Linked DNA regions of Mus musculus: regions 2 and 3 are each linked to region 1. A link is a contact called in ENCODE Hi-C or POLR2A ChIA-PET data. All regions are on one chromosome and are shown on one strand. The core of a region is the stretch at or near the end of the contact, and the rest is flanking DNA. Distances in the headings are between cores, read along the strand shown. Region 1 holds the start of Tsen34 (tRNA splicing endonuclease subunit 34). Region 2 holds the start of Kcnn4 (potassium intermediate/small conductance calcium-activated channel, subfamily N, member 4). Region 3 holds the start of Fcgbp (Fc fragment of IgG binding protein).

Evidence for each region. A loop is a pair of places that touch in the nucleus more often than their neighbours do. ChIA-PET counts read pairs that join two places held with the same protein, here RNA polymerase II (POLR2A).
Region 2: a map of T-helper 17 cell shows a loop between it and region 1 (9-fold over the local background). The contact joins the promoter of Kcnn4 here to the promoter of Tsen34 in region 1. A Hi-C loop is called at or near these places in 1 of 37 maps with a recorded cell type or tissue (T-helper 17 cell). POLR2A ChIA-PET finds 5 or more read pairs at or near these places in 1 of 5 experiments (embryonic stem cell).
Region 3: a map of T-helper 2 cell shows a loop between it and region 1 (17-fold over the local background). The contact joins the promoter of Fcgbp here to the promoter of Tsen34 in region 1. A Hi-C loop is called at or near these places in 3 of 37 maps with a recorded cell type or tissue (T-helper 17 cell and T-helper 2 cell).

The regions. Positions count from the first base shown.
Region 1 is chr7:3,692,172-3,695,050 of GRCm38, reverse strand. It overlaps Tsen34 (tRNA splicing endonuclease subunit 34), which reads right to left and starts at 1,441. Exons shown (of 5, transcript NM_001164204.1): 1 at 1,162-1,441; 2 at 207-453; 3 at 1-73. The coding sequence starts at 449. Mboat7 (membrane bound O-acyltransferase domain containing 7) reads left to right here and starts at 2,065. Exons shown (of 8, transcript NM_029934.4): 1 at 2,065-2,310.
Region 2 is chr7:24,368,931-24,371,941 of GRCm38, reverse strand. Kcnn4 (potassium intermediate/small conductance calcium-activated channel, subfamily N, member 4) reads right to left here and starts at 1,679. Exons shown (of 9, transcript NM_008433.4): 1 at 1,347-1,679. The coding sequence starts at 1,505.
Region 3 is chr7:28,069,461-28,072,687 of GRCm38, reverse strand. It overlaps Fcgbp (Fc fragment of IgG binding protein), which reads right to left and starts at 1,452. Exons shown (of 20, transcript NM_001122603.1): 1 at 1,436-1,452; 2 at 1,051-1,107. The coding sequence starts at 1,105.

The sequences.
Region 1 (2,879 bases), core at 192-2,691:
CCCGGGCCTCGGCTGCCAAAGTGTTCTGATCCTGGAAACTCTGCTCTTGCTGGCGTTTGAACGATGCTAGGGCCTGAGAAGTAAACTTAACTGGAACCCCAAGACACATCCTGCAGTCCCTTAGGAAGACAGGAATTCTGACCAGTTTACAACCTTCCAACAGGCCCTCCCAGGCCTTCCCACTATCAGGGCCTTTCGTTTCTTACCAAGCCATGGTTGCGGGGGTCCGGGCGCGGGGCGCTGACTAGGGTCACCGCGCCTATCTCGGCCAGGAGCCGGGCTTCTTCAGGCAGCAGCAGAAGCGGAAGGCCCAGGCGCGAGTTCTGGCGGGGCCCGCGGGGCAGGGCGCCCACCGTGCGTCCCCCGACTCCCAGACGCTCCCGCAGCGCCTGCACGGCCTCGGCTCCCCACACCAGCGAGCGGCCATTTGCGACCTCCACCACCAGCATCTTCCTGCGGAGTGGGGGTGCGTCGCGGTCACCCAAACAGCCCCACCGACCCGACTGAAGTCTTCCACGCCCTCAGCGCAAGACCCCGCCCCTCACCCCCCAAGGGGCGGGGCTGGGGTTGCCACCTGCCCCCCCCCGCCCCCCAGCCAAGATCTACCCAGGGACCAGTTAAGACCACGCCCCTCACCCAGGTCCCACCGTTCCGCTCCCCCTCAGCTCCAGGTGACCATCTTCTCTGCCAAAGCGTACCACCATCTCTCGTCCCCTCAGAGAGACCTCCCGCCATAGTGGTGCACCGCCCTTTTTGCAAAGTGGGTGTCTTCTTATGCGTCCGTCAAATCTCAGAACCTCAATGTAGGGTGGTTTGCTCAAGCCACACCCTCTTCTAAATACTTGGAGCCCAGCCCCTCCCCTTTCGAAGTGCCCAGATTCGCCTTTCCCGCCTATTCTGAGTCGGACTTTAAAAGAAACCCAGTCCTGTCTTGCGCCAGCTGTTCGATGTTCCAGCATCCTAAATTCGGCTCAATCGGGAGTCCTGCCTACCCGAACGCAAGCGTTTCAGCCTTCGGAAGATCTCGACTCTATTCCCGAACGCATGCGGGAGATCTCGGCTCAGTAGAATCAGCCACCCCCTCTAAGTTGCAAAAGGTTCAGCATTCGACCCTAGCCAGATCCCATCGTTCTTCCAGCTGTGGCCCCGCCCACTTCCTACCCAATTTAAGGAGTTCACAATTACGATTGAATCCACAGTCGCACTCGAGGTGCAGTGTGCGTCGTGGCTCCCTTTCAATCTGTCGTACTGTCCTCAGGCAGAGGCAATAAGTCAACCCCTAGCCAACACCAACTCTCGGCTAAGGCGGAGCTGGCCCTACGTAGCGCGTCCTCCGTCATCCCGTCAGGTCAGCAAAGCGGAAAAGCCAAGAAAGCCCTCACTGCCACTCCGGTCTGCACAAATGGGACCTTGAGGGTCATTGCTCTGGCCTCGCCCCCAAATCCACCAGTCATGTCGGCCCCGCCCCTTCGCCGTTTTCCGGTCTTCTGTGGCTCCGCCTTCCTCCCTCAAGACTATTAGCTCAGCCTGTTAAGTCTACTGATTATTTCCAAAGTTAGGCCAAAACGGCTGCCCTCAATATCATTTGACCGTGACCTGAAAAAGCATTCAGCTATCTGAAGTAAGTCCAAATATGCGATCCCGCCCACACCCCGTGGTTCTTTGACTCTCGGACCCCGGCTGATTCCGACTATCTCCGAAGTAAGCCGAAGCATGCGGTCCCGCCTACTTCGTTCTGCGTTCTTGAGCCCGCCTAACACTACACAACGACTTTTGGACCCGATTATTTCCGAATCAAGCCGAAGTGTGTGGTCCCGCCTACATCCGGCCGAGTTTGTAAACGCATCTAATTCCGAGCCGTGACTTTGGAATTCGGCTATCCCCGAAGTAAGCCGAAGCTGTGGCACTCCATGCCGAGGGCTTGAATGACCGAGTGTGCCCGAAGGAATCCGAAGCTGAAAGTCTGTCTCTGAGCTCCAGGTCCCTCCTCCTCAAGTCTCAACGGGACTCGAAGATCTTGGCCCCGCCTCTCTGACCCGAAACCCCGCCCCTTCACGTACTGGCAGCTCTTTGCCCGGGGACCTCCTAGAAAGATCGCGACAGGCATCTTGCGGCAGACTGGTGTTCTGGGTACCTTTCTTGCGGTGCTGTAACTCGTACAGCCGCGGCTCTCGGGGCCTGGACCGCGCAGCCCTGCCGGCGCCCTCCAGAACGGGCAGTGCGGGGGCGTGCTGAGCTGGGGAGGCGTGGCGCGAGCCGAGGCGGCCTCGAAAAGGAGCTCCGCAGTCTTCTGGCCCACGGACGGTTCAGGTGGGCCCAGGTTGGGTTGCATGGCGGCGTCACGAAGATCGTAGGGTGGCGGGGTGCGGGGACAGCGCCCAGAGCGTGGCCGGGCTGGGTGGCGTAACCGCCTGTGGATCTGCCGAGGCAGAATCGGATACACGCTGGCCTTCGCTGCGCGGGGCTGGGCTACGAAAGGTGCTTGCAGATCGTACAGGGTCATTGCCTTCTCTCCGAGGTACGGGTTAAAGAGGAGCCCAGAGCTCAGAGCTTAGAAAACAGGATGCTAAATGCTGGGCTTCTCCGAGCTGGGCGGGAGTGGGAGTACTGGGTCCTGTAAGACGCAGAGGAAATTGGGGACCCAGAAGGGCTCCAATGTACTCAGGAGGGTGAGGATGATACAGATTCCTGGGCTCTCAGAGAAGAGGGGTGTTGTGAAGGATTGTTTTTCTGGCCGGAAGGTGTGGGTCATAAATGGAAGTAGAAGTACTTTTGATTTCAACATTGGCAAAGGGGTGGGGTGGGGGCTTAATTCTTGGGTCCTGGAAGGAGGAGTGAGCTGGAGGCCTGGGTTCTCAAAGGGGATTCTACTGTCTTCA
Region 2 (3,011 bases), core at 430-2,929, about 21 Mb before region 1:
GCCGCCCCCCCCCAGCCTCCCTCCCCTGACTTCTCTAGTGCTTGGATCCATTGCCTGGTGAGATTTTTTGAGGCTCTTCCTGCAGACTCTTGAGCCTGAACCCCAAGTCTCCTCTTCCACAGGGATGAAGGATTTCAAACCACAGTAGACCACTATCTGGTGAGTGGTGCCTTCTGGGGGTAATGGCACTTCTGTATGGTAAGGGTGGGGTGAAGGCTCCACTCCCCACAGTCTCCTCTGTCAGTTACTTCAGAGCACTGCCTGGTGGCACTGGGTAAATGGCAGTGGCTAGATAAGGAGCAAGGAGACGCCTAATGACAACGTCTTTCTCCCTTGCCAGCCCTCCCTTCACCAGAGCTAGGCTATCAAGGATCAGCCTTGTATGGGCCTCAACAAGGCCCAGACCCCCAGTGGTCTGTCTGATAACACTTACCCAAAGGCTAACACTGAGAACTGTCTCCCATGTGTGCGTACGTGTGTGTGCGTGTGTGTGTGTGTGTGTGTGTGTGTGTGTGTGTGTGTGTAGGTTGGGGGGAGCTGGGGGGAGGACGATATCACACTAGCTCAGGTTTCAGGGGTACAGACCCCCCATCTACCTCCATCACATCCAGGGGTCCAGACCCAGCCTTCTTCTCTTAGACCTTAAGAAGTGTAAGACCTCAGTTCTCCTCCCTTAGACCCAGGAGTCCAGACCAGCTCTCTTCTCCCACACCCAGGGGTGCAGACCCCAACCTTTCTCCCTCACACCCCAGCTCTCCTCTCTTCTTCACACCCCGGGGTGGAAGATGCCAGCCTTCCTCCCTCATGCCCAGGAGTATAAGATCTCCTAGCTTTGCTCTCTAACACTCAGGGGTGTAAGACCCCAGTCCCCTTCCCTCACACTCAGGGGTGCAGACTCCAGCTCTCTTCCCTCAGATCCAGGGGATCAGACCCCAGCCCTCCTCCCTCAGACCCAGGGGTCCAGACCCTAGCCCTCCTCCCTCAGACCCAGGGGATCAGACCCCAGCCCTCCTCCCTCAGACCCAGGGGTCCAGACCCCAGCCCTCCTCCCTCACACCCAGGGGTGCAGACCCCAGCCCTCCTCCCTCACACCCAGGGGTGCAGACCCCAGCTCTCTTCCCTCAGACCCAGGGGTGCAGACCCCAGCCCTCTTCCCTCAGACCCAGGGGTGCAGACCCCAGCCCTCCTCCCTCACACCCAGGGGTGCAGACCCCAGCTCTCTTCCCTCAGACCCAGGGGTGCAGACCCCAGCCCTCCTCCCTCAGACCCAGGGGTGCAGACCCCAGCCCTCCTCCCTCACACCAGGCTCCCCGTCCCTTCCCTGCTCGGTGGAAGGCCCCACTCACCTTGCAGCCCAGGAACCACAACATCTCAGCGTGCAGAACCATGAGTCCGATGCCAGTTCCCGCCAGCACCAACGCCCAGCCGGCCACCCTCTTCTCCTGCTCCAGCAGGCGCTTTCTCCGTCTCAGGGCCCCCAGGCCAGTCACCAGCTCCCCGCCCATGGCCCCTGAGGTCTTGGGGCTCAGCCAGCTTCCTGCCCAGGGTCCCCCACCTCTCAGTACGCAAATGGCAGCCAGCTTGGCTTCCAGGCCAGCGGCCTGTTCTGCTCACTCTGGGACTTTTGCTGGAAGGCACAGCCTAGCCCTGTGCCCTCTGGGGAGTGGTAACTGCAGCAGGCAGGGCAGGGCGGGGAGGGACGGGGAGGTCCCTGGGTAGGGGGAGGCTGGCTATCCCATTCCCTTCTAAGACTAAGGAGGGGCTGGGGTGTGTCTTGTGGTCCCGGGCAAGGAAGAAGAGTTCATCCACGTGGGCAAAGACACACTGACACAATAGGTTGTGACTCTCCAACCGTTTGCACTCTGTGGTACACACCTAAAACCCCCACCACACCCAGACACCACAGAGCACCCTATGACAGACCGGAGACGGAGCCCAACACACCAGCACACACCACACAACCTCCACAGAAGTGACTCACACTCCTGAAAGTTCAGAAACCCACAGCCACACCCAGACACCACACACACACATGGTGTGACACACGCCAGCACTTAGCAGGGCAGCAGCGTCCCATTGCACACGGGGCCACCCAAAGGTTGAGCTCACGCAGTCACACATTCAAAGTGGGGCGGGGGAGGGGCTGGAAAGTCAGGCACAGCGAGTGAAAGTGAGCGCTCCTCTCCAGAGGAGTATAACTTCCGTTTCTAGCACCTACTTGCTGGGTGGGTGGCTTGAAACCACCTGTAACTTCAACTCCAGGAGATGACGCCCTTTTCCTGGTTTTTGGGAGCCCCTGACACATGTGGCTGATATTCACATACATGCATGCGCATAAAAAAAAATAAATCTTAAATGATAATTTTTAAGTGGGACCAGGGATGGAGTGCAGCTGTTAGTGGGCTCCTTTGAATCACAGACTCTCTGAGGTAGATCCCAGCATGGCATAAAGTGGGCAATGGTGCATGCCTGACTCTTGGTACTAGGAAACTGGGGCCAGGAGGATCAGCAGGTCTCAATCATTGTCAACTATGAGTTCAAGGTCTGCCTGGGCCACATGAGACCCTGTTTCCAAAACCAAAACCAAGTAAAACACTATAATATTCTACGATACAAAGAGCTAAGCATCAACGACCACACGGGACATGTACCAGGAGCCACACAAATACACAGCAGGTCTGAGCACACCAATTTGTAAGAATCACCAGGCACAACACACATGCGTCAACAGACACACAAGGGGGTGTGAATGTGAAACACAGAGAGATGCCCCATATGTGTAAACACCTGTGGTGGCAGACACTGTCATCCAGCGCCCAGAAAACAGGAAATGCACACTAGCTCACATCATTGTGTGTGGGACTCACACACACACACACACACACACACACCTGACATTGATCCTGACATACACTGGTGCACTTGACACTCTGCATACCTTAGCACAGAGAACAGTCAATGGAAGTGTGCAAGCAACGCCTACCCAGCGTTGGACATTCTAGGACATTCTA
Region 3 (3,227 bases), core at 203-2,702, about 24 Mb before region 1:
ACTGCAGTCATCTCTGCTTTAGCACTGGTGTTGACCATGACTGACTCCCCTGTGACCTTCTGTGAGGTGTCATTGACCTGGCTGAGGATAGAGACACAGCAGTGCTCTCTGACAGACTGAAGATGAAGAGGCAGAGACTGCTGTTCTCGGGCTGGGAATTCTGCAGGAAGGCCATGAGGAATTCTTCCCCAACAGTATTCCTGGGGTCCTCTGTGGCCTCCCGGGTCAACCCTGAAGAAAATGCAGTTGTGGGTCCAGCTACCTAGTTCCTCCCCGTTACAAACCCAGCCCCTGGGTCTTCCTGAGCACCTGTTGAAATAATTCTCCCTATGCTGCCATGTCCTTCCTAACGTATGCAGCATCCACCTCCGAGCCTTCCTGGCTTTGGCTGCCCCAAAGCCTGAGCACCTTGCACAGGGCTCTTGAACTCAGACACTGCAGGGCCAGACGAGGGGTAGAAAGGTGTGCCGTAGTCCTGGAGACAAACCTGGACACTGGAGAACCACACTCCACCTGAAACAGCTTTTGCTGGTTGTTATTATGAAAGACTGAAGCCTTTTTTTTTTTTTAAATGGCACACATTCACATTTTTCAAGAAAGTCTGTCAGGCTACCTGAAGTTCTGAATGCAAGCTTCATCCAGTCTGTGTGGATTCTGTCTCAATATGACCTGGTGGTTTATGTGAAGGATACGAAGGGGAGAAGACCGTAGAAGTGTGGACACGATGTCTGTGAAAGCTAGAGTAGAGCTAGTGGGCTTTTCAACATGGGTGTATGCATGTGTGTATATGTGTGTGAGAAAAAGTAAAGACAGAGATGGACAGAGAGAGACAGAGACACACAGAGAGATGTGTAAATGAATACTAACACACTTCGTTCAGTGCCTAAGGCTGTCTCCAATTTCTGCTAGCCTCTGTCTCATTTAAGTTAGCCGGGTTGCAGTGAACAGTGAAGGGAGGTGGTTTGTAGAGAGGACTAAAACTTGAGGGTGCTGACGCAGGCAAGCAGGAGAAGCTTCCCAGACATAAATGGGGGGCTCGATTTGACTTACCCCACAGGAGGGTTGCTCCGGCCCACAGGGCCCACCATTTCCACGGGGATCCCATGTCTGTAGTAAAGAGAGAGGGAGATCAAAAGGTGCTGTCCTGTTAGAGACCATTCCAGAAGGCAGAGAGGGGTTAGAAGGGGGCAATCTCAGGACAAGAGCCACCTGGATGTAAGGAAGGCTCAAGTGAGAAGGGAAGTTGACTAGATAGGACTGGGTGGGCTTGGGGTGGGGGTGAGGCTGGCCATGAGGTAAGGGGGTGAGGATCAAGGACAATGCATGGCATAGTGGCTATCCCCTAAGAGTAGAGGTAGAAGAGGCAGTCTAGGGCCTGGATGCAGAATAGGGCGTTAGTTGTCCCTCTTCTGCAGGGAACCCCAGCCCTTCTCACCTGCGGGTCCCCGAGCTGCAGGACCAGATTGCAAGCTAAGTTATATAGTGGAGATTCCTGACTCCCCTGGCCACACCCCGGGTCACCTGACGCGCACACGGTGCCAACTTCCTGGAGGAGGATGCCGATCTCAGACCAGGTGGAAGAATGGGGAGCCCTGAAGATCTGCCAAGGGTGGAGAATGAGTCTTCAGCCTGTGTCCTGAGATGGGTGTGAGAGCAGCTGGTGGCTACACCCTGGCAGCCTCTGGATCAATTCAATCATGGAAGGGCGTCGTCCTTATAGAGACAGCTGGGGAGCAGAATGCCGAGATCCCGGCTCCCTGGGCATGGGTAGGGTAGTGGGCAGGGTTTGAACTTGAGATGGGAGGTGGTGACTGGTCATGTTTGCTGGCTCACCGGCCAGATTCATTTCTCTGACTCCTGCCAGGAACAACAGTAAAGGACCCATATCCGGGTCCTACTTCCTTGCAGTCCCAATCTGAGCCCTGGTTCCAGGCCATCCCACATCTTCTTTCCAGTCACCCGTGGAGAAGAGGTGTCTGGGGGTGACGCGGGGTCTGAGGCCTCGGCCCAGGCCGGTGATGTGGATCGTAACAGTCTTACCCCAAGTTCATCACAGTCTCCTGGGTTTCTCTCCTGGGAAATGGAAACAAGAAAACCTGGCTTTGCTGGGCTTCTGGGTGTTCTGAATACTCTCGCTCCTTGTGATGGAGCAGGGGTGGGTGGGGGTTCTGGGGCTCGGGGTGTGTGTAATGAAGGCTCAAGAGCTCTGTTTCCTGATTCCATAAGATCGATCATGGAGGTTTCACTTCCTGGAGAACTGTTTGGTTTGGGATTTTTTTTTTTGCTTTGCTTTTTGTGGTTTCATTATCTTCTCTCCTTTTTTCCTTCTTTCCTTCCTTCCTTCTTCCTCTCTCTCTTTCTTTCCTTCTTCCTTCCTTCCTTTCTCTCTTTCTCTCTCTCTCTTTCTTTCTTTCTTTCTTTCTTTCTTTCTTTCTTTCTTCTCTCTCTCTCTCTCTCTCTCTCTCTTTCTTTCTTCTCTCTCTCTCTCTCTCTCTTTCTTTCTTTCTTCTCTCTCTCTCTCTCTCTCTCTCTCTCTCTCTCTCTCTCTCTCTCTCTCTCTCTTTCTTTCTTTCTTCTTTTCCTTTATACCCTTAGAAGGGACTGGTTGGACAGGTTTGGAGTGACCCTGTTCCTCTCCAGTACCCTGCAATTAGTCTGAACTGAGGCATGGGGACCAGGTGGCATAGTCGTCTGGGCTGGAGTCAGCATGTCTCATAGGACTGGCCTGGCCCTGGCCATACTCTGCTAATCCCTACTTTGGGGACTATTGTTTGCTGAGGAGTCTCCTCAGAAACAGCAGCTGCAAAGCCTGGTGTCCTCTGTCAATACCCCCTCCCAGGTAAGGAGGCTCCTTATCATTGAGGCTTAGACTTCTGTGCAGCCAGAGTGGGTGGGGGACCCTTCTCTCAATAGGGCTGTGACTTTCTCAGAGGGAAAGATAAAGCTTTGGTACTGATAGGGTCCTCAAGGCAACCAGGAAAGTGTGGTGAGTAAACAGAAGGCTGGGTGGGAGCCAGAGAGAACAAGAAACCCAGTGGAGTGTGGGTGACCCATGGACAGCTGGGAGAGAACCCTGAAAAAGACCCTGAGGGAAAGATGGGCGGGGAGGGACGAGACCAGGGATCCCAAGGAAGAATGTGAGTGCAAGCTAAGATGTCAAACCCCTCTATGTAGGTACATCTCTCTCTTGAGACACTCAGAGGCATGAGATGTGCGAAGGAAAACAG